5 separate regions of the Homo sapiens genome follow, and all the other regions are linked to region 5. The links are chromatin loops, found by intact Hi-C in ENCODE. Cell type or tissue: psoas muscle. All regions are shown on one strand. Links, peaks and the distances in the headings refer to the core of each region. The heading gives the core; the rest is flanking DNA. Region 1 overlaps PROM1 (prominin 1). Region 2 has its middle 56 kb from the start of FGFBP1. Region 3 has its middle 7.2 kb from the start of FGFBP2. Region 4 has its middle 48 kb from the start of TAPT1-AS1. Region 5 overlaps CD38 (CD38 molecule).

What was found. Peaks named below come from ENCODE experiments on the same cell type or tissue, not always from the same donor. Only the 100,000 strongest peaks of a DNase experiment are listed, where the experiment ranks them.
Region 1: a loop joins it to region 5, with 11 times the contacts of the local background. A loop is called at or near these places in 66 of 110 quality-filtered maps.
Region 2: it touches region 5 in a loop (5-fold over the local background); 41 of 110 quality-filtered maps call a loop at or near these places.
Region 3: a loop joins it to region 5, with 9 times the contacts of the local background. A loop is called at or near these places in 81 of 110 quality-filtered maps.
Region 4: it touches region 5 in a loop (2.6-fold over the local background); 26 of 110 quality-filtered maps call a loop at or near these places.

Annotation. Positions count from the first base shown.
Region 1 is chr4:15,999,733-16,004,581 of GRCh38, reverse strand. PROM1 (prominin 1) reads left to right here. Exons shown (of 28, transcript NM_006017.3): 14 at 3,963-4,086. Among named protein-coding and RNA genes, the nearest start is that of FGFBP2, 39 kb to the right of the region's middle. In psoas muscle, for the core only: a CTCF peak has its summit at 2,991 (motif pointing right); a DNase peak (open chromatin) is centred at 2,985.
Region 2 is chr4:15,880,451-15,885,299 of GRCh38, reverse strand. No RefSeq gene overlaps it. Among named protein-coding and RNA genes, the nearest start is that of FGFBP1, 56 kb to the left of the region's middle. In psoas muscle, for the core only: a CTCF peak has its summit at 2,506 (motif pointing left); a DNase peak (open chromatin) is centred at 2,509.
Region 3 is chr4:15,953,596-15,958,444 of GRCh38, reverse strand. No RefSeq gene overlaps it. Among named protein-coding and RNA genes, the nearest start is that of FGFBP2, 7.2 kb to the left of the region's middle. In psoas muscle, for the core only: a CTCF peak has its summit at 1,999 (motif pointing right); a DNase peak (open chromatin) is centred at 2,004.
Region 4 is chr4:16,272,190-16,277,038 of GRCh38, reverse strand. No RefSeq gene overlaps it. Among named protein-coding and RNA genes, the nearest start is that of TAPT1-AS1, 48 kb to the right of the region's middle. In psoas muscle, for the core only: no CTCF peak of the experiment used is centred there; no DNase peak of the experiment used is centred there.
Region 5 is chr4:15,803,246-15,808,094 of GRCh38, reverse strand. The region is part of intron 1 of CD38 (CD38 molecule); the gene reads right to left. Among named protein-coding and RNA genes, the nearest start is that of CD38, 27 kb to the right of the region's middle. In psoas muscle, for the core only: CTCF peaks have their summits at 1,678 and 2,307 (motif pointing left); no DNase peak of the experiment used is centred there; H3K4me3 peaks cover 289 bases; H3K27ac peaks cover 1,819 bases.

The sequences.
Region 1 (4,849 bases), core at 577-4,576, 200 kb before region 5:
GGTTGTTTGTTAGTGTTTTGGTGGGGTGTGTATATATACCTATATTTCCATCTTTTTTAACTACTTGAAAGGTAGGGTAAATTGCTCTGAAAAATGGTGCACCCCTCATCGAAATTTTATTCACACTTTTTAAAGGGATACAACAAAAAATGTGATATCAAGCTTCAAAGAAAGAAAAAATAAAACAGAGAAATCATCAACAAATTGATGGAGGCTAAAAGCTACCTTAGTTTAGATATACTAATTCTATAGACATGGAGACCTGTGGCATGGAGGCCATAGGATTCATCTCAGCAGCAGGAAGAAGGCTGGTAACTGTCAGATGTTGTTTGATTCATTTCAAGGAGTCTGCAGACTTAGGGTGGCTATGATTTCTTTATTGTTGAATGCAACCAGTCAGCATGGCACGCTTTGCTGTGCTTGGCAGAATTCTCTGCTTCTTGAGGTATCTGGTAAACAACTGGATAATTGCAAAAGGAGGAGATGATACAAGCGTCATCAGTCTAATCAGACTAATTAGAAGAATGCAGTTTCTTTTTTTAAAACTGTTTACTTGCTTGTAGAAACCAGAAAGAGTATGTGTAGTTTTGTTGCAACCAAAACACCACCTGCTCTTTAAAAATGGTGACACCATCCAATCAAGAGCATGGTCTCTTTCAAAACCAAGCAGGAATTCTTACCTCCCAAAAGGATACCAGTGAAAGATCTGGAAGGAGGAAAGTCAGAGAGCCCTGGCTCTGCTCTGATCTTTTATCTTCAGATGGTCCCAGAAGCATTTTATTTTAATTTTATTTTTGTGGAGACAGTCTTGCTTTGTTGCCCAGATTGGTCTTGAATTCCTGGTCTCAAGAGATCCTCCGACCTCAGCCTCCCAATGTGTTGGGATTACAGGTGTGAGCCGCTACCCCTGGCCCCAGGAGCATTTTAGCAGCTGAATAGGATGCAGTGGTGAATGTATTATCTGTTGCAGGGGGGCGTAGGAGGCCTCTCCAGAGATAAGGAGATCTAACAGAGGCACAAGCATCTCGTGATTTGAAGCCCATCATAAAACTTCCCATTTTAGGTATTGACAACAATGCCAAGAGCAGCCACAGGTATCACAAACTGGGCACATTCCTATGGCTGGTGGCAGTTTCTGAGGTTATGGAAAGCAGTTTGTCAGGCTATATAGCAAGGGCTGTAAAAAGACCATGATGCTCTTTGCCGAATAATTTCCATTTTGGGGAATCTAGGTGAAGGAAGTAAGCCAAACTGTGAAGAAATCATCATGAAGAGGGAGGTGTTTTGCAGTATTAGTTATGATAGTGAAGCACTGGAAACAGCCTACATGTCCAGCTGTAGAAGAGTGGCCAAGTGAGTTATGACACATCCATGCGTGGAAGATCACATGGCCCCTGAAATGATAACTAGGTGACAGTCCTAATTTGTTGACAAAAGTTTCTAAGATAATGCATTTGAAAGGGGGTCAGAAAATGATGCATGTATTATCCTAACTGTGCAAATCAGGGGTTAGTCAGCAAGCTTTTCCCAAGAAGGGCCAAGTAATAAATATTTTAGGTTCTGCTGGCCATACACAGTCTTTGTCGCATATTCTTGTTCTTTTTCACCTTCTTTTGCTCTTTCATCTTACTCTTATTCTCCCCCTCCTCTTCCTCCTTTTCAATATTTTCAGTACACATTAGCCATTATCTCACTAACCTTAGAAAAACAGACCTTGGGCAGTGGTTCCCCTACCCCTGATCTAGGAATGTGCATATTTAGAAAATAAAGGCTGGAGATAGTGACTGTATGCGATTTAGAGTAAGAGTCATGGTGCCCTTTTTAGACAGCTGTCTTGGTTTATATGAGTTGTTTAACTCCAACACACAGACACACATGCTCAGACAGGGATCCTGGCATGGCCCTCACTCACTTCTTCTTTGTGCTCTCCCAGACTCAGAAGCCTTGTAGGTCAGAGAAAGTCAGGCTGACCTAGGCCTTTCCAATGAACATTACTTGCTATTTATTTTAGTGAAGATACACAAATATTGTAATTATGGCTTTGGCATCTGCAGGCAAAGGGGAGAATCGTGCCCTTAGGAGGGGATGCTGTGGTGATTGCGAGCATCAGCCCACACCCTTCTGAGGCTCCTTCCTAGTGTGCACCAGTGATGGTATTTGATTTGGCAGCTGCACCTAGATCGATTTAAGAGTTTGTTCTCTATGTCTACATCTAGACAGCTAAGCACTGCTAGAGAAAAGCTACGCACCGGGTACATTGGGTATCCCTACAAACTTAGGATCTCCTGTCTCAAATGGACTTGCCATAGTCTGACAAATCTTTTCTTTTATTTCTTTTGTTTTCTTCCTTCTCTTTCTGTTTTTTTTCTTTTTCGACACCCCCCACACTTTCCTGCAACAGTCTTTTCACTCTGATACGTCCATTTTCCTCTACTTCACCCCTCTCTCAGCAGATGGCTTTACCTCCTTCTTCTCAGAGAAAATAGAAGCCATCATGCAACTTCCCATCATCAAACTTCCAAACACACCTGCTCTCAAACACATCCATCCCTTCTCTGCAGTGCCAGAAGCAGAGGGATTCCTGCCTGCTCAGGTTGATCCCGCCAGCTATATTCTCAATCCCATTCCTTTCCCTGATCCTGATAAAATGGATCATCCCCTTTCTTTTCCATGTCTTTATTCTCTTCCTGTCTCCTTGACTTTCACTCAATACTTAACCAGGCTCTGTTCTCTCCCTTCTTCAGAAATAAAAGCAGAAACTCTTTACCCACACTGCCTCTTCCCTATAGCTCTCCTTCCCCCACACAGGCTCTCAGAGGAGTGATCTGCGCTTGCTGCCTGTGCCCTCCTCTCCTGCTGACTCTCCGGTCCACTCCGATGTGGTTTCCTCCCCCATGACTGCACTTGTTTCAAGTTGGCAGTGACCTCTCTGTGCAATGCAGACAGCACATTGGTTGGTGACAGCCGACCATTCCTTCCTCCTGCAAACACTCCTTTTGTCCCCTAGGTGGCATCACACCCACATAGTTACCTTCCTACTTCTCTGCCTCATCATCTTGGTCTGGTTTGCTGGCCCCTCCTTCCACCACCCATCTTTGTAAATGTTGAAGTCTTCCAGACCCAGCCCTAGGCTGTTTCTCTCTCCAAGCCAGCCCTGGGGATAAATGACCATGGCTAAGCTGCTGGCTCCCTAAGGTACATCCGAAACCCAGATATCTGAGCTCCAAACATACTGACTCCTACACAGTCTTTCCATTCAGTGTCTCTGGCAACAAGACCAACATCCAGCCCATCTTCTCTTTCCTTCCAGAGCATCAGCGCTCCCTGGCACTGCCCTTGGAGCCCTTCCTTGCCTCTACCTCTCGTGTTCAGCGCTTTCCGAGTCCTGCTGCCTCCTATATTATGCCTCCTGTGTCTCCTATATTACATCTCCATCATCCACCAACTCTCCACCAATCCTGCCCCCTTAGGCCACCCTCATGGGCCATGATAACAGCCTCTGCAATGATGTCCCATCCACGTTGGCACCTGTCCAGTCTATCCTTTACACTGTGCCAAGAGTGCTTGCGTTCAGAGAGAAGTCGGGTTGTGCTCCTCGTGTGCTTTCAGCCCCTTATTGGCTACCCCTCGTGGGTCCCCAGGCCCCTATACAGTACATCCCCGCCTTCCCTGGAGCTGTCCCTCCCCAGGTCCCCAGGCCCCTATCCAGTGATCCCCCGCCTGCTCTGGAGCTGCCCCTCCCCAGGTCCCCAGGCCCCCATCCAGTGTACCCTTGCCTGTCCTGGAGCTGCCCCTCTCCAGGTCCCCAAGCCCTGTGTCACTCCTAGGTGGATGATCTGTTTCACCTGAATAACACTGAAGACCCCAGGGCTATTTTATAGAGTATAGGTAGATTTAGTAAGTATCAGTAGGTAATATTGAATCATTCTTTGTTGAATTACTAACTTTATATTTTTTTCCAGTGGAGTTGGATTAAGTTTCCTCTTTTGCTGGATATTGATGATCATTGTGGTTCTTACCTTTGTCTTTGGTGCAAATGTGGAAAAACTGATCTGTGAACCTTACACGAGCAAGGAATTATTCCGGGTAAATATGATTTTCTACCCATTATGAAAGGACTTGAACAGAAACTTGGATTTCTTCATATATTGTGCATTACTTTAAGAGCAGTGCAAACTTATAAGCAGTTTGGTTTAAATTCAGTAAATTTCTTGAAATTATTAAATTCAATAAATTTTCAAATATTCAATAAATTCAGTAGATCCTTTCTATTTGTAAGAGAAAAAAAAATATGGGAGCGTCCTTATTTTCTGATCATAAGCGAAATCAGGGTCAGGAGTTAAAGTCCTGCCGCTCAATGTGGATTGCAGTATTTGGGGAGAAAAGAATTTTCCTCAGCAGTAGTTTCCAAATGTGGCTGGGAACATCAGAAGATCAGTTCCCAGGTTCCTCCCACACACCCTGGGAGATTCCCAGGTGACAGAGGTGTCCACACAGATGAGCCCTATATTTGAAGGGAAAGAGACTGATAAGCGGATGACTCGTGGCAGAGGGCTGACCTGGCACACGTCTAGTAGTGCCACCAGGAAATGAATTCAAGCTTCGCTTTCTCCCTCTCAGTCCAACTCCCACCGACTCCGGGGGACCAGTTGGCAGTTTTGCTTTCTTCATTAATGAGGAAATTTTGTTGTAAGTGTCTGGCTTCTAATTGTGGCTTTTCTGTGTTTTTTTTTTCTCCAGATTCTGATTTTTAAAATATATTTCTATTTCACTCTTTCATTGTATATACATTTTTCCGCCTAAGATCTGTTATGAAATCAGGAGAATACTGTTGTCACAGTATTTTAGT
Region 2 (4,849 bases), core at 550-4,549, 77 kb before region 5:
TAGTTTTGACTTTTGAATCATGTAAATGCCTTGCCTATTCCAAGGGGAGAATCCCATCACCCAACAATGAAATAAATTTTAAAAAATTTAAAAGAAGCCCTATTACTATCATAAATGGAAATGCCACTTGCCATAAATACATAGCAACCATAAAAATAAATCATTACTAAAATCTCTCTCTGCTCTCTGTTTCTCTCTCTGTCTCTCTCTCTCTCTCTCACACACACACACACACACACACACACACACACACATGCATTTGTATCTGCCCCTCTCTGGGTACCACCCTTTGGAAAACATTCTTTTAAACACTGCCTTAGAGGTTGCCCAGTCTAGGAAGCTCATTTGAACCTATTCCCAGGATGGGTTAGGTTCCCCTGCTGTGGGCTCAGTCACTGCATGTGTCACACTCTATTCTAATGATTTATTTGGGATTCTATCTTCTCTGCTGGACTTGAATTCTCTGACGGCAGGAAATGTCTTTTTCGTCATTATAACCCCAGAGTCTAATTATTTGTAAGTGAATAAGTAAATTCATACATAAATAAAGAATGAGTTACTGAGTGCGTTTTTATTTAACCAGTGCTCTCTATGGACTGCAGTTGTCTTTTAACAACAGTAGTCTGGGAGAGGCTATGGTCCCGAATATGCCCCATGTGTGCCTCTCTGGTCTCATAGCCTTCTGCTATTATTTGTGTGTCTCCAGAAGCAATTGGCTCAGGAGTTCCTTAACCTCTGCCTGCATACACTTGAATGTAGTTGACTTCCCAGCAGTTGCATGTCCTGCAGCCAAAGAAAATGCTCTGGTTTCATCCCATTTGCTCTTGGAATGCCATTGCCTCCCCCGACAGTTCCAAGGGTGCCTAGGTAATGCTGATGTTATTCTGTTCAACTCTCACTCTAGATTTCTTCTCTTGCTGAATTGATATCTCTGCTTGCCTGTTTGCTTGTCTCCTTGCTGTATGGCTAGGCCATATTGCAGATGAAGGTTTGGGGGTAAGGGCAGGGGGACTTTTCATAGTGTTGAGAAATAAAAATAAAATTCTAAGCCCCCCAACCAACTGAATGAACCTCTGCTTGGCCAGGGGGCCCCAGAAAAACCTTGAAAACTGAGTTCCCAACCATGACAGGATGGGACATCAGACACACCTCGTTACAGCCCCTCCTTTGATAATCACCATTAAGCTTTCTTCCCTAAGTGTTAAACAGAAACCAGCCCTTTCGAAGACTTGCTCTGCCACTGGTTTCAACCAACCGCCTGCTGCTACTCCTCCCTTTTTGTGGGCTTAACACAGAAACTGACCAGCATTCTCTTCTGGTAAGAAATCCTGGACCATGAAGTGGTTCTGGCCAGTTGATGGAGCCTGCGTGCTGAGTGCTTTCATGTCCTTTGCTTCACCTTTTGACATATAAAGTCTAATTGTAGTACATCTAAATGTGAAGCCTCCACCCAAAGCAAACATATAACATAATGTTAGCTTACTGCACATGTGCATGCCTCCCCTTCATGAATATTCAGAGCTCCTCCTACAATCTGTTGAATATGTCTACTTAGCCAACCTGTTCAGCATCAATTCCTGCCTCATCCTTCCCTCTCTCAAAATGCCTGCTTCCAGCTCTTGCCAGAGGCTACATTTCCAAGCCTGCAGAATGGCCAGCCTGCTGGAGGTAGCTCTTTATAAGAAACAAAGGTCTCCTTTCCAAATTTATTGATTCTTCAGTTGACAGTGGGGAACATGAAACCACTTAAAACTGATAATGAGACATCACTGTTCAAAAGTCCCCAAACGACCCTCCAACAGTGACTGGCTCCTGGGCTGTCTCAGTCCTTGCTCTCCATCCTGCCCCCACGTTGTTGGGGCAAATGTCTCCTGAGAACCTCTCCCAGCTCCCCCTTCCCTAAGTTCCAAGACCCTCACTCTCACTCTCCTGGGCATCTCCAAAAACTGAAATTCCTGTTGGCATATTTTATAGAACTCCTTAATGCTTTGATTGTCATTTTCCTCTTCTAGGCCCTGTTCAAAGAACCTCATTCATCTCAAAGGTAAAGTCCTTTCCAAGATTTTGCCTGAACCAGGGTGCCATGAAACCAGGTCTTGCTTTGAGCTCAAGCTATGATGGCATTTTGTCCTACATCCAGTTCTTAGGGTCCCTCCTGGATAATAGCTCCTGTATGTAAAAAAGAAATAGAAAATGGATTCCTTCCCATGCAGCTGGAGTAAAGCCCAGAGGTTGTAGGGTGGGATGAGATGGTTCCTCCTGCTCCAGGGATTTCTATGAAACGTCACTTCAACTTGATTATCACTGCTGCTGCCCTTGCTTCTGCTCCTCCTCTCTGTCACCAGGTGTATAGTTTCCTGTGGCTGCTGTAACAAGTCACCACAAACTTGGTGGCTTAAAACATCACACATTTATTCTCACAGTTGTAGAGGCCACAAGTCCAAAATTAGCTTCACTGGACTGAAATCAAGGTGTTGGCAGCACACATGCTCCCTCTGGTGGCTGAAGAGCAGAATCTCTTGCTGTCCTCTTCCAGCCTCTAAGAGCTGCAGTCCTTACACTGCTTGCAGGTGGCTTCCACCACTATTTTAGAAGGCATCAGAGTAGCATCTTGCCCTAGTGGTCACATTGCCTTCTTTGTCAGACCTCTCCCTGCCTCCTTCTTATAAGGACACTTGTGATTATATTTAGGGCCCACCTGGATGATCCAGGATACTCTCCCATCTCAAAATCCTTAATTTAAGCACTTGTGCCAAGCTTATTTTGCCAAACAAAGTTATCATTCATACATTCCAGGGATTAGGGCCTGGATCTCCTGTGGGGCATGATTCAGCTACCACACACCTGTCCTGCTGTGCTATTCCAATGGAGCATCCTGCTGCCTGGTACGGGATGCCTCTCTCAGTCCTCATCATAACGGCCCCTTGCGTTTCTGCTGACCTTCCATCCTACATGATTCTCCAGTCTCTCTGGCAGCATTCGGGGAGGAAGGATCGATCTGGTGTCCGCTCACTGGGCTGAGAAGAAACAGCTACCAGATGCGATTCCACCCTTGGGGCCATTATCCTGGAAACAACAGACATTTTACCTTTTATTATTTTTTTTCTATATGCTTTTCCCAAAACTTTTTGCTCTCTGGGCAAAAACCAGGACACATAATAAAATGGTAGAAAATGTAGCAGAATCTCAAACTGCAGGTGTTCCTACCAAGAGGTCAGCATAAATCCATCAACTGTTTGCTGAGCCTCTGCATGTGGGTTACACCCGTGTTTCATAAACAACTGTAGACATCATCAGGGTTACTTCCCACACTTTATTAAATTGGAAATGGCAACAGGAAACGGGAAAACAGGAGAGGGACTATATTGCTATTTAGTTCCTCGGCACATAAGAAAGTGATTTAGAGGGAACTGGGAGGATTTCTGACCCTGCTAATTTGCATTCTGGGATCTGCCAACTTTTTGCCCATGTCATCACTGATAGTGGGTCAGTGTTCTAAAATACTAAGAGGGAAGATTCATGAGTCAAATTGCCTGAGTACATACAAGTCATGGTGCAGCCACTCACTAGCTATGCGCCTTGGGCAAATGATGAACTTTTCTACTGTGCCTCAGTTTCCTCGTCTAGAATATTAGTATCTGTCCTGTAGAATTATTTTTGGAATCAAGTGAGCTAGTACATAGAAAGCACTTTTAATACTCCCTGGGCCTTAGCAAGCTGAACTATGGTGCTATAATAAAGGGAAAGGTATGAATACATTGAAGATGAGTAGACTAGGACTCAAATCTGAACTCCCATACTTACTACTGGGAGTACAACTTGCAGTAGATGAGGAGAGATCTAGCAATTAGACGATTTTTGGGGTCATCAGTATATGGATGGTATATAAAGCAATGAGATTAGAGGCAAGAAAGGAAGTGAATGGGGCTGGGCACAGTGGCTCATGCCTGTAATCCCAGCATTTTGGGAGGCCGAAGTGGGTGGATCACCTGAGGCCAGGGATTCGAGACCAGCCTGACTAATATGGTAAAACCTTGTCTCTACTAAAAATACAAAAATTAGTTGGGTGTGGTGGCGGGTGCCTGTAATCACAGCTACTTGGGAGGCTGAAGCAGGAGAATCGCTTGAACGTGGAAGGAGGAGGTTGCAGTGAGCCGAGATCGCACCCTCGCATTCCAGCCTGGGTGATAGAGCGAGACTCCATCTCAAAAAAAAAAAAAAAAAATGAAAGGGAGTGAGTGTACATGGAGTTCAAGGACTGAGATCTGGGTCTACAACATGAGACCTGGGTGAAAAACAGGAAGCAGCAAAAAGGGGACAAAGAAGGAGTGGGCCATAATACAGGGCATCAACCGAGACAACATGGCATCCTGGAAGACAAGTGAGGAATTGCCAGGGATGCAGTGACCAACTACACAAATACCAAAGTGAGCATTGATGAAGGACCAGTGGACTTAGCAACATGGAGATCATTATGACTTTGGCAAAAGCTCTCTTGTTAGAGTAGTGGACCAGAAGGAAGACAGAATGAGTTCAAGAGAGAATGGGAAGCGAAAAAGTAGGAGTCAGTAAGTTTAGTCAACTCTTCCATAAAATTTTACTATGACAGGGAGCTAATAAACGAGTCTCCAAATGCAGGGGTCCAGAAAAACTGATTTTCTATTTGTATGCCTATTTTTGGCTAAATGTGAGAATTAACTGCATGTTTGTAGGCTGACGAGACTAACCCAACAAAAAGGAAAAAATATATAGAGAACAGAGGGGAATTTCTGGAAAGTGTTCTTTAAAAGACAACAGGAGTGAGATCTAGTCCACAAAGTGATTGGCTTTATATATCGTCTATGCTGGT
Region 3 (4,849 bases), core at 263-4,262, 150 kb before region 5:
ATGGCGTTCAATTTGTAAACATCACAGGATAGGCTGGGATTTGTCACAGACCATTTTTCACCAACATTTTAAACTAACATCACCATATAGCTGACCAGTGATTTTAAAGATGAAAATCTGTGCTACCCAAAGGGTGACAGGTGGGGCAGAGGCATCTGCTTCTGCTGGGGAGCTTTAGAAATGCTAATTCTTGGCCGGGGACGGTGGCTCATGCCTGTAATCCCAGCACTTTGAGAGGCCGAGGAGGGCAGATGACCTTAGGCCAAGAGTTTGAGACAAACCTGGCCAACATGGCGAAACCCTATCTCTACTAAAAAATACAAAAAATAGCTGGGCGTGGTGGTAGGTGCCTGTAATCCCAGCTACTCAGGAGGCTGAGGCAGGAAAATCACTTGAACTAGGGAGGCGGAGGTTGCAATGAGCCAAAATCATGCCCCTGCACTCCAGCCTGAGCGACAGAACAGGACTCCATCTCAAAAAAAATGCTAATTCTCAGGCCCCACCACAGACAAACTGAACCAGAGTATCTGGGGTGAGGCCCAGAAATGTGTATTTTAACATTTCCATGTGTTTTATGCAGAGTAACATTGGCCAAGCAATATTTCAGTCATCCTAAAAGGAAAGGCTTTGTTAAACCTTAAAGCAGATAATTCTGACATAGGCTACAATATGGACGAACCATGAGTACATTATGCCAGATAAAATAAGCCAGTCACAAAGGACAAATACTGCATGATTCCACTGATATGAAGTACCTAGACTAGTCAAAAATCACAGATACCAAAAGTAGAATGTTGGCTGCCAGAGACTATGGTGAGGTGAGAATGGGAAGTTAGTTTAATGTTTACAGAGTTTTAGTTTTATAAGATTAAAAGAGTTCTTGAAGTGGACAGCAGTGATGGTTGCATAACAAATGTAATTAATACTACCAAATTATACACTTAAAATTGTTAAGATGGCATATTTTATGATATACGTATTTTATTTGAATTTTATAAAGAAATTTTAAAAAAGAAAAGGAAATTCTTTTCACCAAAAGGTGCTGAAATAACAGCATATCCATGAGAAAAATATGAATATCTACTATTACTTGATACAAAAAAATGAACTGAAATTTGTTTATACACTGAAATGTAAAGGGTGGTTTCTCCCTAATACTGGGGGTGCTCCTTTCCTTCGACAGTGACATAATCTATTTGTTCTAATTCAGTAACTGCTACATCCATCTTTATTAATCAAGTACTCACCCACACCCAGGCCTTCCTCATTGATGGGTCACCAATCATGAGGGCTGGGAACAGTAGTAGAACTCAGCCACTGAAAGAGTTCATTACAGTTCACAAATTCTAGCAATTAATCATATGATCTTCCATATTCAATAAGCCAAACCAGGGAGTGGTAGAAGCAACAGATTGGAGTCACCCTCTTTGTGTTGTCACTGATGGTGTCAAATAATGATGAAACCAGTGAAGATTCCCAGGTGGTAGGGTCAATTTAAAAAAAGAAAAAGAGCAGCGGTTGAGAGATTTTATGGTGAAATCATAGACATAGAGAACCGATCTCCCTGAATCCCTGCCTCTTCTGTCCTGATTTTCTCCAATCACCTCCTCCAAGGGGAATGTTTCCTCTGAGGATCAGCTGCATGTAATGCTCACATTGTCTGCTAAAGATGTGTAGGACACAGTGCCGATAACATCATTTGTCTAGTAATTTTCTCAGTCACATCTTCCAAAGTCTATCTTACCACTTAAAAATGACGCCAACCTGAGACCAAGGACATGAAATGTGCATTGAATGTTTTGTCCATTAGCCCACTACTGGGGGCACCATTGCTGTGAACAGTACGGCATCGTCTAATTACAAGTGAACCGGATACTAAGCCAAGCAGAGAATAGTCTCCAGTGCCACTACGGTGTGGCCGGAATCTGCCAGCTTCACAGAATGGCAACTCCATGATGACAGTTGTCAATTGCCACTGCGTACCAGTAATGGCCACCAGGTGACAGCAGAGGACCAACGTATTGTATTTGCCAGACAAAGTCAGGCCCCACCCCCAGAGCTAATGATCCCTGTCACCTTTAGACTGAGAGATCAACTGTGGAGAGGAACCAGAGGAACCACAGTCCCAGTAGGCCATTTTATTCTCTGTGGCACTCAGATGAGGTTTAACTTTTGAGTCTATTGTGTTAGTGGCAAGATTACCATCTCCAGTCCAATAATGGATTGAGGCAGTGATGCTGGCCACCAGGGCTGGAGGGTCCAGTCACCCACTTGGCTTCATGTTGTCTCACCTCATATGCATCCCTTCCATGGCATCCACAAGGGTTACAAAAATGTCTCCTGAGGCTGCAGTAGTGGCTGTCAATAGCTTATAGCCCCATAGAGGAGTGTCCTTAATATACCGGTCAGTTGTCACCAACCAGACAGCTTGCTGGCTGTACCCAAGAGTAGGTGAAAAAGGCATGTCTGGTTCTTACGAGCACTGAATAAGGCAAAGGTAATGGCTTTCCATATAGCTCATTGGGCTACGGGCTCCTCCTGCAGCAGCTCTTCCAGAGTTGTCTCTAGGGCTAGATGGCTGCTGCCACCAGGTGGACACCAGCACTTTTAGTCTTCAGTAAACCAAGCCCCAGCATCCTCACAGACTTCCTGGGAGTGGTCTCCAGGTAGTCAAAAGCTGTCCCTCTGAGTAATCAAGAGAGGGACAAGAAGACCCTAAAGGTGAGGTCTCAACTTACTTGTGTAAGGAGAATTATCTATGAGACCAGACTTGCCCTATGAAGTGTTCCACTTCCATTTAATATGAGAAATCTGTGCATTTTCGATTCTGCCCTTAGTACTTGAGGGGAACCTGACAGGTGGGGCTTTAGTTTTTACAAATAAGGCAAATAGTTGTCCAATTAATCAAATGGATGGATTTAAACTGGTGGCATTGACCTACATGATCTCCACTATACATTCCTGCACTTACGTTCAGCAATTCAAAGGTTATTTGATTTGGGGGGCATTTTGGACACTAGGACAATTATTGACATTTTTCACAATTATCAATCACACCTTCTGCAGAAAAAATTTAAGTGATTCCAGATGATGCATAAATTATGGCATCTAGCTGCTTTGAATAAAATGGCTAAGAAAAATATGAGCATAAAAATCCTTTGCTAGGTGACACAGTTTGGCCCTATCTCCACCCAAATCTCAACTTGAATTGTATCTTCCAGAATTCCCAATGTGTTGCAGGAGGGACCCAGGGGGAAGTAATTGAATCATGGGGCCCAGTCTTTTTCCCATACTATTCTCATGATATTTAATAAGTCTCATGAAATCTGATGGATTTATCAGGGGTTTCTGCTTTTGCTTCTTCCTCATTTTCTCTTGCCGCCACCATGTAAAAAGTGCCTTTCACCTCCCACCGTGATTCTAAGGCCTCCCCAGCCATGTGGAACTGTAAGTTCAATTAAACCTCTTTTTCTTCCCAGTCTCAAGTATGTCTTTATCAGCAGTGTGAAAATCGACTAACACAGTAAATTGGTACCAGTAGAGTGGGGCGTGGCTGAAAAGATACCCAAAAATGTGGAAGCGACTTTGGAACTGGGTAACAGGAAGAGGTTGGAACAGTTTGGAGGACTCAGAAGAAGACAGGAAAATGTGGGAAAGTTTGTCACTTCCTAGAGACTTGTTGAATGGCTTTGTCCAAAATGCTGGTAGCAACATGGACAATAAATCCAGGCTGAGGTGGTCTCAGATGGAAATGAGGAACTTGTTGGGAACTGGAGCAAAGGTGACTCTTGTTATGTTTTAGCAAAGAGACTGGTGGCATTTTGTCCCTGCCCTAGAGATTGAACTTGAGAAAGATGATTTAGGGAATCTGGTGGAAGAAATTTCTAAGCGGCAAAGTATTCAAGAGGTGACTTGTGTACTGTTAAAGGCATTCAGTTTTAAAAGAGAAGCAGAGCATGAAAGTTTGGGAAGTTTGCAGCCTGACTATACGATAGAAAACAAAAACCCATTTTCTGGGGAGAAATTCAAGCCAGCTGCAGAAATTTGCATAAGTAGCAAGGAGCCTAATGTTAATTCCCAAGGCCATGGGGAACATGTCTCCAGGCCATGTCAGAGACCTTCAGGGCAGCCCCTCCCATCACAGGACCAGAGGTCCAGAAGGAAAAAGTGGTTTAGGGGGCCAGGCCCAGGGTCCCCATGCTGTGCGCAGCCTTGGGACTTGGTGACCTGTGTTCCAGCTGCTCCAGCCATGGCTGAAAGGGGCCAATGTAAAGCTCAGGCTGTGGCTTCAGAGGGTGGAAGCCTCAAGCCTTGGAAGTTTTGAGTCTCACAGGGGCACCAGCTGCTGGGTCCATCCCGCAGACCCTGGCCAAGCGACAGATGAAAGGAGTACTCAGACACAGGCATGCAGTGTAAGAGCAGCTAGGGGGCTGCTGGCACTAGGGACCAAAGAAAAGAGCAGCCTCGATAAGCTGGAGCTGCTTGCTTTTATTTAGTACAGGCATAATGCCGAAAGCCTGGAGCAAACACAGTCTGTGGGTAATTAACATTTATTATTCTCCTTTTAGGGAACTGGTCACGCGCGGATGATCAAAGGTCTTTTTCTGGTCAAAATGAGTAAACAAGCCTATTTAGATAAATTCCCCTGCACTCCCTTGTACCTACTTCTCACCCACTGCCTCAGGGTAAGAGAACAGCTGCCTTTATCTTATTCTCCCTGAAGCTTTGCAGAGCCTTCTGACCTTTCCAAAGGTTTGTGCCCTTTGCCTATAATTTCTCCCACCACTTTGACTGATCTCCTACAGTGTTGAGCCTGCAGATGCACAGAAGTCAAGAGCTGAGGTTTGGG
Region 4 (4,849 bases), core at 308-4,307, 470 kb before region 5:
CAAAGCAGCAGGTCCCTGGGCTTGGCCCATGAAACCATTTTTCTTCTCCTAGGCTTCCAGGCCTGTGATGGCAGGGGCTGCCAGAAAGGTCTCTGAAATGCCCTGGAGACATTTTCCCCATTGTCTTGGTTATTAACATTTGGCTACTCTTTACTTATGCAAATGTCTGCAGCAGGTTGAATTTCTCCCCAGAAAATGAGTTTTTCTTTTATACCACATGGCTGGGCCGCAAATTTTCCAAACTTTTATGCTCTGCTCCCCTTTTAAATGTAAGTTCCAGTTCAGATAATCTCTTTGTTCATGCATATGAGCATACATGTTCAGAAAAACCAAGTCAACTCTTGAATGCTTTGCTCCTTAGAAATTTCATCCAACAAATACCCTAAATCATCTCTCTCAAGTTCAAATTTCCACAGATTTCTAGGGCAGAGGCAAAATGCTGCCAGTCTCTTTGCTAAAACATAACAAGAGTGACTTTTACTCCAGTTCCCAAAAAGTTCCTCATATTCATCTGAGGCCACCTCAGCCTCAACTTCATTGTCCATATCACTATCAGCATTTTGGTCAAAACCATTTCACAAGTCTCTAGGAAGTTACAAACTTTCCCACATATTCCTGTCTTCTTTTGAGCTCTCCAAACTGTCCCAACCTCTGCCCATTACCCAGTTCCAAAGTCACTTCTACTTTTTCAAGCATCTTTATAGCAGTGCCCCACTCCTGGTACCAATTTTCTGTATTAATTTGTTTTCATACTGCCATAAAGATACTACCTGAGACTGGGTAATTTATGAAGAAAAGAAGTTTAATTGGCTCACAGTTCTGCAGGCTTAACAGGAAGCATGACTAGAAGGCCTCGGGAAACTTAAAATCATGGCAGAAGGTGAAGGAGAAGTAAGCACCTTCTTCACGTGGTGGCAGAAGGTGGGGGAGAAATGCCACACATTTTCGAACAATCAGATTTCATGAGAACTTACTATCATGAGTACAGCATGGGGGAAATTTGCCCCTATGATCCAATCATTTTCCATCAGGTCCCTCCCTCAACATTAGGAATTACAATTTGACATGAGATTTGGGTGCGGACACAGAGCCAAACCATATCAACATGTTTGAGGGACATCTTGGGCAGGTGCTATAACTTTCCAGACATATCCTGCAATTAAAAGTCCAGACCAGTTTAAAACTTGAGACTTAAATATGATTTAAATCTCATCTTCTCTCTGTTCCCTCCTCAACACTGCCAACCTCAGGCTGTTTTGGTGGCATAAAGAATTAGGATAGAAGTTGGGGACTCTTTCCTAATCAGTCTCAGACCCCTTAAAGGAGAAGGAGAGGTGTGTAATTCCCGACACACGAACATCCATCCCTTTCCTCTTTTGAGTCTAGTTCTCCTAAGGTTAGTGGAAAGTGGAGAGGAGAGAGACTCGTTGGAGAAGGTGGTGTATGGAGGATGTCTTTTTATGTAACTACTAACATTTTGTGACATATTGGTGGTGGAGAGGTGCCCCTACTTCGGTCAGATTTGGACTGAGATTGATTTTGTTTTGAGGTCATTGTTCCTCACCAGCACCACCACTGTCCCTCAGCAGTACCATGTCCCTCACCAGTACCATTAAGATAAGTGGGGATTAGAGCACACCATTCATTGGCATACCACCATGGGTGCTTCCACTAAACAGCAGAGTTGAATAGTCATGACAGAAGCCCATGACCTACAAAACCAAAAATATTTACTGTCTTAAACTTCATGTAAAAATTTGTCTCCTCCTGTGATAGTGGAAAGAACTCCAGGTTGGAGTCAGAAGATATTAATTTTAGTGTCATTTCTACTTCTTTCTCAACTATGTGCTGAAGATAGTCTAGCTTTCCACCTGCCCATTATCCATTCCCTGCTTATTCTAGTAACTCACCCCAGGTAAAAGTTCCCCCCAGGCAAAGTCTCCGTTATGACACAGTTGCATCACTTAGGGTGACTTTAGGGGCAGCTCCAAACTGAGGACCCAGCTTCAAACTGCTTTGAATAAGAAGAGAATAATCACAGAAGTCCACGGGCAGGCAAAGTTTGATGGCTCAGGGATGTCATTAAAGACCAGGAATCTTGCCACCTCTCTACTTTGCAGGTTACAGTGACATCTTAGTCTTAATGGTTTATTCCCTTTCTTCTGGTATCATGTTGCCAATTTTTCTTGCAGGAACCACCTCTCCTAACAGAAACACTTTATCCAGAAGTGCTTTGTAAACTGTAAAGTAGCAGGTAAGTATAAGGAGTTATATTGTCATTGTTATGTTGTTATTTTGTGAAATCCCTAACAAACAAACAAAAAACAGCAGTGGGTTGTTGATTTAAAGTCTTTATTCTGGCCGGCCATGGTGGCTCATGCCTGTAATCCCAACACTTTGGGAGGCCATGGCAGGCAGATCACTTGAGGCCAGGAGTTCAAGACCAGCCTGGGAAACATGGCAAAACCATGTCTCTACTAAAAATACAAAAATCAGCCAGGTGCTTATAATTCTGCTACTATTATAATTCTGCTATAATTATTAGCACATGCTTATAATTCTGCTACTCAGGAAGCTGAGGCATGAGAATCACTTGAGCCTGGGAAGCGGAGGTTGCAGTGAGCCAAGATTGTGCCACTGCACTCCAGCCTGGGCAACAGAGTAAGACTCTGTCTCAGAAAAACAAAACAAAACAAAACAAAAAAAACCCAGCACTGGGGATAGGGAATAAACAAAATATCTTGGCTCTTGAGTATTGATATATTTACTCTTTCATTCATTTATTCATTGATCATATACTAGAGTATATGTCAAACACTGTGATAGATGGTGGGATACAAGATTAAGATATAAGAAGATTAAGACAAAGAAACTCTATAATGGTTCACTAATAAGGCCATATTCTGTGACTTTTATTTAAGGAGTTTTTACCTGGTTCCAAAGTACTTCTAAAAATGTTAACATCAGTGGTTAAAATTTGGATGCTCAAAGGTTAAATTTAACCACTATGACCATTTGTTTGCCCAAATAGTGCTTTTAAATAATTGGACTTTTACCCTTTTGGGGTCCACTTTATAATCTGCTGGTAGCTCCGAAAATGGGCGTGAATACAAAAATTTGCATACAATTTTAGGGAGTTCCATGAATCCTCAGGTAAAAGCTCTTTGATGTGATAGTTGTATCACTTAGATACAATTATGGTTACTAGAAGGATTTAAGCTGCAAATAACTGTAAATCCAAGCTCACACTGCTTTGAACAAGAAGCAAATATACCTGGAAGTCCAATTAGGCCTTATGTTCCAGACCGAACTGTGTTCCCTTTGCCCAAAATTTATATGTTGAAGCCCCATCCTCCAATGTGACTGTATTTCGAGATAGGGTAATTAAAGTTAAATGAGGTCATAAGGATGTTGCCCTAATCTGATAGGGCCAGTGTCCTCATAAGAAGAGGAAGAAACACCAGAGTGCTCTCTCTCTCTCCATGAGCACACACAGAAGAAAGACCATGCGAAGACACAGTGAAAAGATGGCAAGCCAGGAAGAGAGGCCTTACCAGAAACCAACCCTTCTGGTACCTTAATCTTGAACTTCCAGCCTCCAGAACGATGAGAAAGTAAACTTCTATTGTCTAAGCCACCCAGTCTGGGGTATATTGTTATGGCAGACCTAGCTGACTAATGCATCTTTCCAAAATTGGCAACTCTCTAAAGCCTTCTGTTGGCTTCCTGCAAAAGTTGTGTTACTCAAGGACGACACGACTATGGCTCTGATGCGGACAATGTTGCAAAAAGCCCCGAGGCCCATTAATAACATGAAAGATAGCAGCTGATGCGTATTGAGAACTTACCATGTCCCAGGTGCCATACCGTGTGCCCTACATATATTATCTCATTTAATTATTATGATAGGAATAATTGTCCCTATCTAACAAGAAAAAAAGAAAACTGAAGGTATTTGACTCCAAAAGCTTTTCTCTTTCCATTATGCATCCCTAGTTTGAGTAACTAGGCTATAGTATGGCCCAAAACTGTACCCCCAAAGGCTGGGCTCATTGAAGGGGCCCCAAGTTCACAGTCATCTCTGATCCCACATTCAAACACTCACCCAGTCTTTCTGCAGATGCCCAAGATGAACCCTTAGACCTGTGTAGTGACAGATGCAAATTTGTTCTCTGGACTCAGATGTGCAGAAAAAAATAACTATTCCACCTAATACCTGTCTACACCCAATGGATAGTAGAAAAAAATCTAAATTTGCAACACTCTTCCAGTTTAAAACAATGTCATTTCAGATTAAGTACTTAGTCAGCCCAAATTTCATATATCAAAAAACTGAAACACATGTAATCCACTCTTCCCATTATTAAAACTTAATGATGGAGCTGAATTAAGAAAAAAGAGAATGTTATGTAGGGGTGTCAGATGCCCGGTCCCTGCCTCCTCTAGACTGTGGATACCAGAAGGAGTCCTGGGAGAGAGGAAAAGACAAGAATGAGAAACCCATCCTCACTTCTGGTCCCAAGGGGATATAGTGGAAGTGCGAGTAGACCAGCAGCCAAAGAGACAGCCTGTCCTTGTTTCCCCTCTCTGGGCTCTGGCTGGGAAATAGGGAAGGGTGCATCCCTAAAAATCCCTAAAAATGGGAAAGGGGAGGGTGCATCCAAGAAGGTATAGGACGCCAAGGAAAGACGGCACTTGCCTCACTTACACATGTGGCTCTGAGGGGCGATCACCTGCCAGAATGCCCCATCACCACCATTGAAGAAATCATCTCTGAGTGCATTTGACATGTCAGGCACTGATCCAGCACATCAGACAAGAAGATGACCATATTTTAATTGCATGCACA
Region 5 (4,849 bases), core at 306-4,305:
GACAGGTAATAAAGAGTCTCAAGCAAAGCAAGGAGAGAATGGCACAACCTGCAAAGCCCCACTGGTCCTGCCTTCCTTCCTGCATGAGACATATGCTTTCAGGCCCAGAAGAATGAATAAAGTCACTAAGTGAGGTTTCGTGGGGTTCCTCACACAGTCAAAGGGATCTAAGGGATGAAGTCTCCAATTTATTCCATAGAGAATTGTACAGCTTACATGATCTTCCAGGGAATCATGCCTCACGGATTCTGGATTTAGTTTTCAGAAATAATCCTTTAATCAAGGACATCCTGCTAAGGGTATTCTAGAGATGGAGCTCTTTGTTTTAGCAAATATTTTCAGTCTATCTGCATAGAGCTCCAATAGAAAAGGAGATCAGACCAGCTCATCTGCCTTCCTCTGGTTCCCTCAAGAGCACTCCTCTCCTCAAATTGAGTAAAGTGATCCCAGTCTAGCTGCTTTAGCTCCTTCCTTCTGGGACCTCACATGCACAGGCTGTATTGTATGTGGAGATGTTGATAATGACAAAGCAGTGCAGCCCCCCCTGACACTCAGGAGCTGGCCTGGCCCCCACAGTTGGGCCTTAGTGTCCTTCAGCTGAGCATAATCAACTCCATGGGACACCAGCATCAGACAAGGCCACTGTGTACGTGGCCTATCACCATGATAGACCATGATGTGAACACAAGCAAAAATAGCATCCAAACCATAAAGTAATAGCCAAACATCCTTTTATCATAGCTGATAGGAGTGACTGCCACTTCTTTACTTATTACAGCTTCAGCCTTCTCATTCTTCCAGCCCAGTAGAGGAAATTTATTTAAACATCCTACCACAGACTTACTACCATCCCACTACTTCCTGGCAGCATCCAGGAAAAGCCAGTCTCCTTGAACCTTTCCCCCAAATCTCCTAAAACAAGCCCAAATCCTCAGTAAGTCCTTTCTAACGTCATCGGATAAAACCTGCCCCACCCTCATGAGTCTCTACGCTGAGTGTCCTCCCTTCTTGCAGAGAGCAACAAACCCACCTTTTTCAATTACAGTGTGTTCCTGGTGGTCTTAGGTTGTGGGGGCATTGACAATAACAAACAATCTTGAAGGTGATATTAAAGAATCAAAGGGATTATGACAATTGGACTGCCATAATCAGTGTTTATGCTTGGCCAAAGCTCCGTGATCAGCTTCTGAACAAGACAACTAACCCACTGATGAAAGTTTACCTAGAAGGCTGGAGAAGCCTCGATCTGTTAGCAGTTTTCTGCTCACCTCCGCAAACGGTGACCTGAGGCTCAACACAGCATAGGATGGGCACAAATGTCAAGATTCAAGGTCAATGGCATGTTTTCCCTTTCCTACCATTCTGCTCCTGCCAATAGATCCCAGACCTCTCACTCACCCTATCGCCCTGTACATCATTCCGTCGAGTTCACCTCCCACCACTTTCTTCTGCCTTCTCTGACCTACCCAAGGTGGATTGACTCCAGGTGCTCAGAGGGAGGAGGCAGCACTACCAGGAGAAAGGGATAGTCATGATCACCAAAGAGCATTCACCACCTGCCACTGTGCCAAGTACCTGCCATTTAAATCTCATACTAGTCCATGGGCGGGGTATTAGCATCTTCCCTGTTTTAGAAATAAAGAGACTAAAGCGTTATCACCTTGTCCAAGTGGCAGAGCTGCCTCACATGCCAAACTGTGTTCTTTTTGCAAAGCAATGCTGCCTCCCACAGGAAATTTACAACCATGGCCCTACCCACAGAATAGGATTGGTTCTAACAGAAATGAGGATCTGAGACCCCAAGAGGAGTTCTCATTTCCCTAGATGGTACAAAAGGGTCAGGACCAGAATAGGGCACAGTTATTCCCCAGTGCTGGGGTAAAGTGAGTCAGATAAGAGGGCACGGGGCAGGAAGACATGAAAACACAGATATATTTGGTGGTTAAATCCAATTTGTCTGCGGTCAGCCTACTTCAGGTGTCACAGCTCTGTGCTAGCACCTCTCTCTAAACCTATACCATTCTCACAAAGAGCAACTATGTTTCAAAGTCCCCATCAATTAAGCAATATCACCTTCATAATGTGTCCCTCTCCAGGAAAACTCTCACCCCCTAAATCCTCTTGCCTAAAAGCACTCAGATCTTGCAGGGTAATTACACTCGTCCTTTAAATTTTACAGCTGTCAGTTCCCATAGGGCAGGCTGTCTGGGCTCAAAGAAAACAAGCAGGTTAACTCAGCTATTAATTCTCAAATTTGAGGCTACCAGAACCTGTGTTGAAGGTAAAGACTGCCACCTTGTGGGAGAAGTGAGTGACTGGTGAGAGTCACTGAGACAATTAGGATTATCTAAGTAGAATCTTACAATCAGAAAACTCTTCAGGCTGAAGGAAAGCTTAGAAATCATTAATTCATCAACCTAGCAAATATTTATTGAGCAAATACTAGGTGCTAGAAACACTTGTGAGCACTTAGGGTACATCAGTGAACAAAACACAGGTCTCTGTTCTTCTAGGAGTTTACATTTTACTGGAACAAAGACGGACAATAAACAATAAACATAATGAATATGTAAGTTATAAAGCATGCTAGAAATTTATGAGTTCTATGAGAAAAAAATGTAAAATAGACTAGAATGAATGTCAAGAGTGAGGGGGGAGGAGGTGTTAGTGATATTAAATAGGGTGGCATTAAATACGGTGGACAGTTGACATTAAATAGGGTGGACATATTTGAGTAAAGAATTGAAGGAAGCGAGGACTTAGCTCCACAAACATCCCAGGAACATTCTAGGCAGAAGGAATAAGCGTCACAAGCCATATTAGAAAAAAGTTAACAAACTGGACCTTAACTAGATTTTTTTAAAACTTTGTTTTTTAAAAGTTTTTAAAAGTTTCCATTAAAGAAAATGGAAAGGTAAGTCATAAAATGAAAGAAAATATTTTTAGTACACATCTGAAAATGGACTTCTTTTCAGAATATATAAGCTTCCTACGAGTCAATAATAAGATCAAAAAAACTAATTTTTCTTATCACTTTTAAATGACATGTAATTGCACATATTTATGGGGTGAAGTGACATTTCAATACGTGCATACAATGCATAATGATCGAATCTGTGTAATTGGCATATCCATTATCTCAAAGGTTTATCATTTCTTTGTGCTGGTAATGTACAAAATTTTCTCCTCTCAGTACTTGAAAATATACAATAAGTTATTGTTCACTATAGTCACCCTACAATGCTATAGAACACTAAAACTAAAACTTATTTCCTCTATCCATATATATAATTTTGTATTCATTGATCAATCTCTGTCTCCCTACCCTTCTCAGCTTCTAGTAACCACTATTCTACTCTCTACTTCTCTGAGATCAACTTTTTTAGCTCCCACATGTAAGTGAGAATATATGAAACTTGTCTTTCTGTGCCTGGCTTATATCACTTAACATAATGTCCTCCAGGCTCATCCATGTTGCCACCAATGATAGGATTTCATTCTCTTTTATGGCTGCATTCCATTGTCTATATATCCCACATTTTCTTTATCTCTTCATCTGTTGATAGACACTTCGGTGGATTCCATATCTTCATTATTATAAATGAAACTACAGTAAAGATGGGAGTGCAGGTATCTCTTCGACATATGATTTTATTTTCTTTGGATATAGGTCCAGTAGCGAGATTACTGGATCATATGGTAGTTCTATTTTTAGCCTGTTAAGGAACTTCCACACTGCTTTCCATAATAGCTGTACTAATTTACATTCCTACCAACAATGTGTGAGAATTTTCTTTGTCGCTTATACACTGTTGGTGGGAATGTAAATTAGTTCAACCGCTGTGAATATCACTTTGGAGATTTCTTAAAGAACTATTAATAAAAACTGAATTACCATTCAACCCAGAAATCCCACTACTGGGTATATGGCCCACAGGAAAATAAATTGTTCTACCAAAAAAAAGACATGCACTTATATGTTCATTACAGCACTATTCACAGTAGCAAAGACATGGAATCAACCTAGATGCCCAATAATGGCAGATTGGATAAAGAAAATGTGGTGGTATGTATACACCATGGAATACCATGCAGCCACAAAAAGAAGAATGAAATCATGTATTTTGCAGCAACATGAATGCAGCTGGAGGCCATTATCCTAAACAAGTTAACGCAGAAACAGAAAACCAAATACTACATTTCTCACTTATAAGTGGGAGCTAAACATTGGGTACGCATGGACATAAAAATAGGAATGCTAGGCACTGGGGAGTATAAGAGGAGGGAGGGAAGGAGGAAGGAAGGGTTGCAAAACCACATATTGGGTACTATGCTCACCACCTGGGAGATGGGTTCAATCATATTCTGAAACCTCAACATCATGCAATACACCTGCACATGTAACCCCTGAATCTAAAGTAAAAGCTGAAATGTTTTAAGTTTCCTTTTATCTGCATTCTTGCTAGCTTTGTTATTTTTTCTTCTTTTTGATGATAGCCATTCTAGCTGGCGTGAGATAATATCTCACTGTGATTTTGATTTGCATTTCCCTAATCATTAGTCACATAGAGCACTGTTTCAAATACTTAGTGGCCATTTTATGTCTTCTTTTGAGAAACGTCTGTTCAGATCAATTGCCGATTTTAAAAATCAGATTATTTGGCTTTTTGCTGTTAAGTTCCTTGTATATTCTAGATATTAATTCCTTGTCAGAGAAACCGTTTGCAAATATTTTATCCCATTCTGTAGTTTGTCACATGACTCTGTTGATTGTTTACTTTGCTGCACAGAAATGTTTAGTTTGATGTAATCCCATTAGTCTATTTTTGCCTTTGTTGACTGTGTTTTG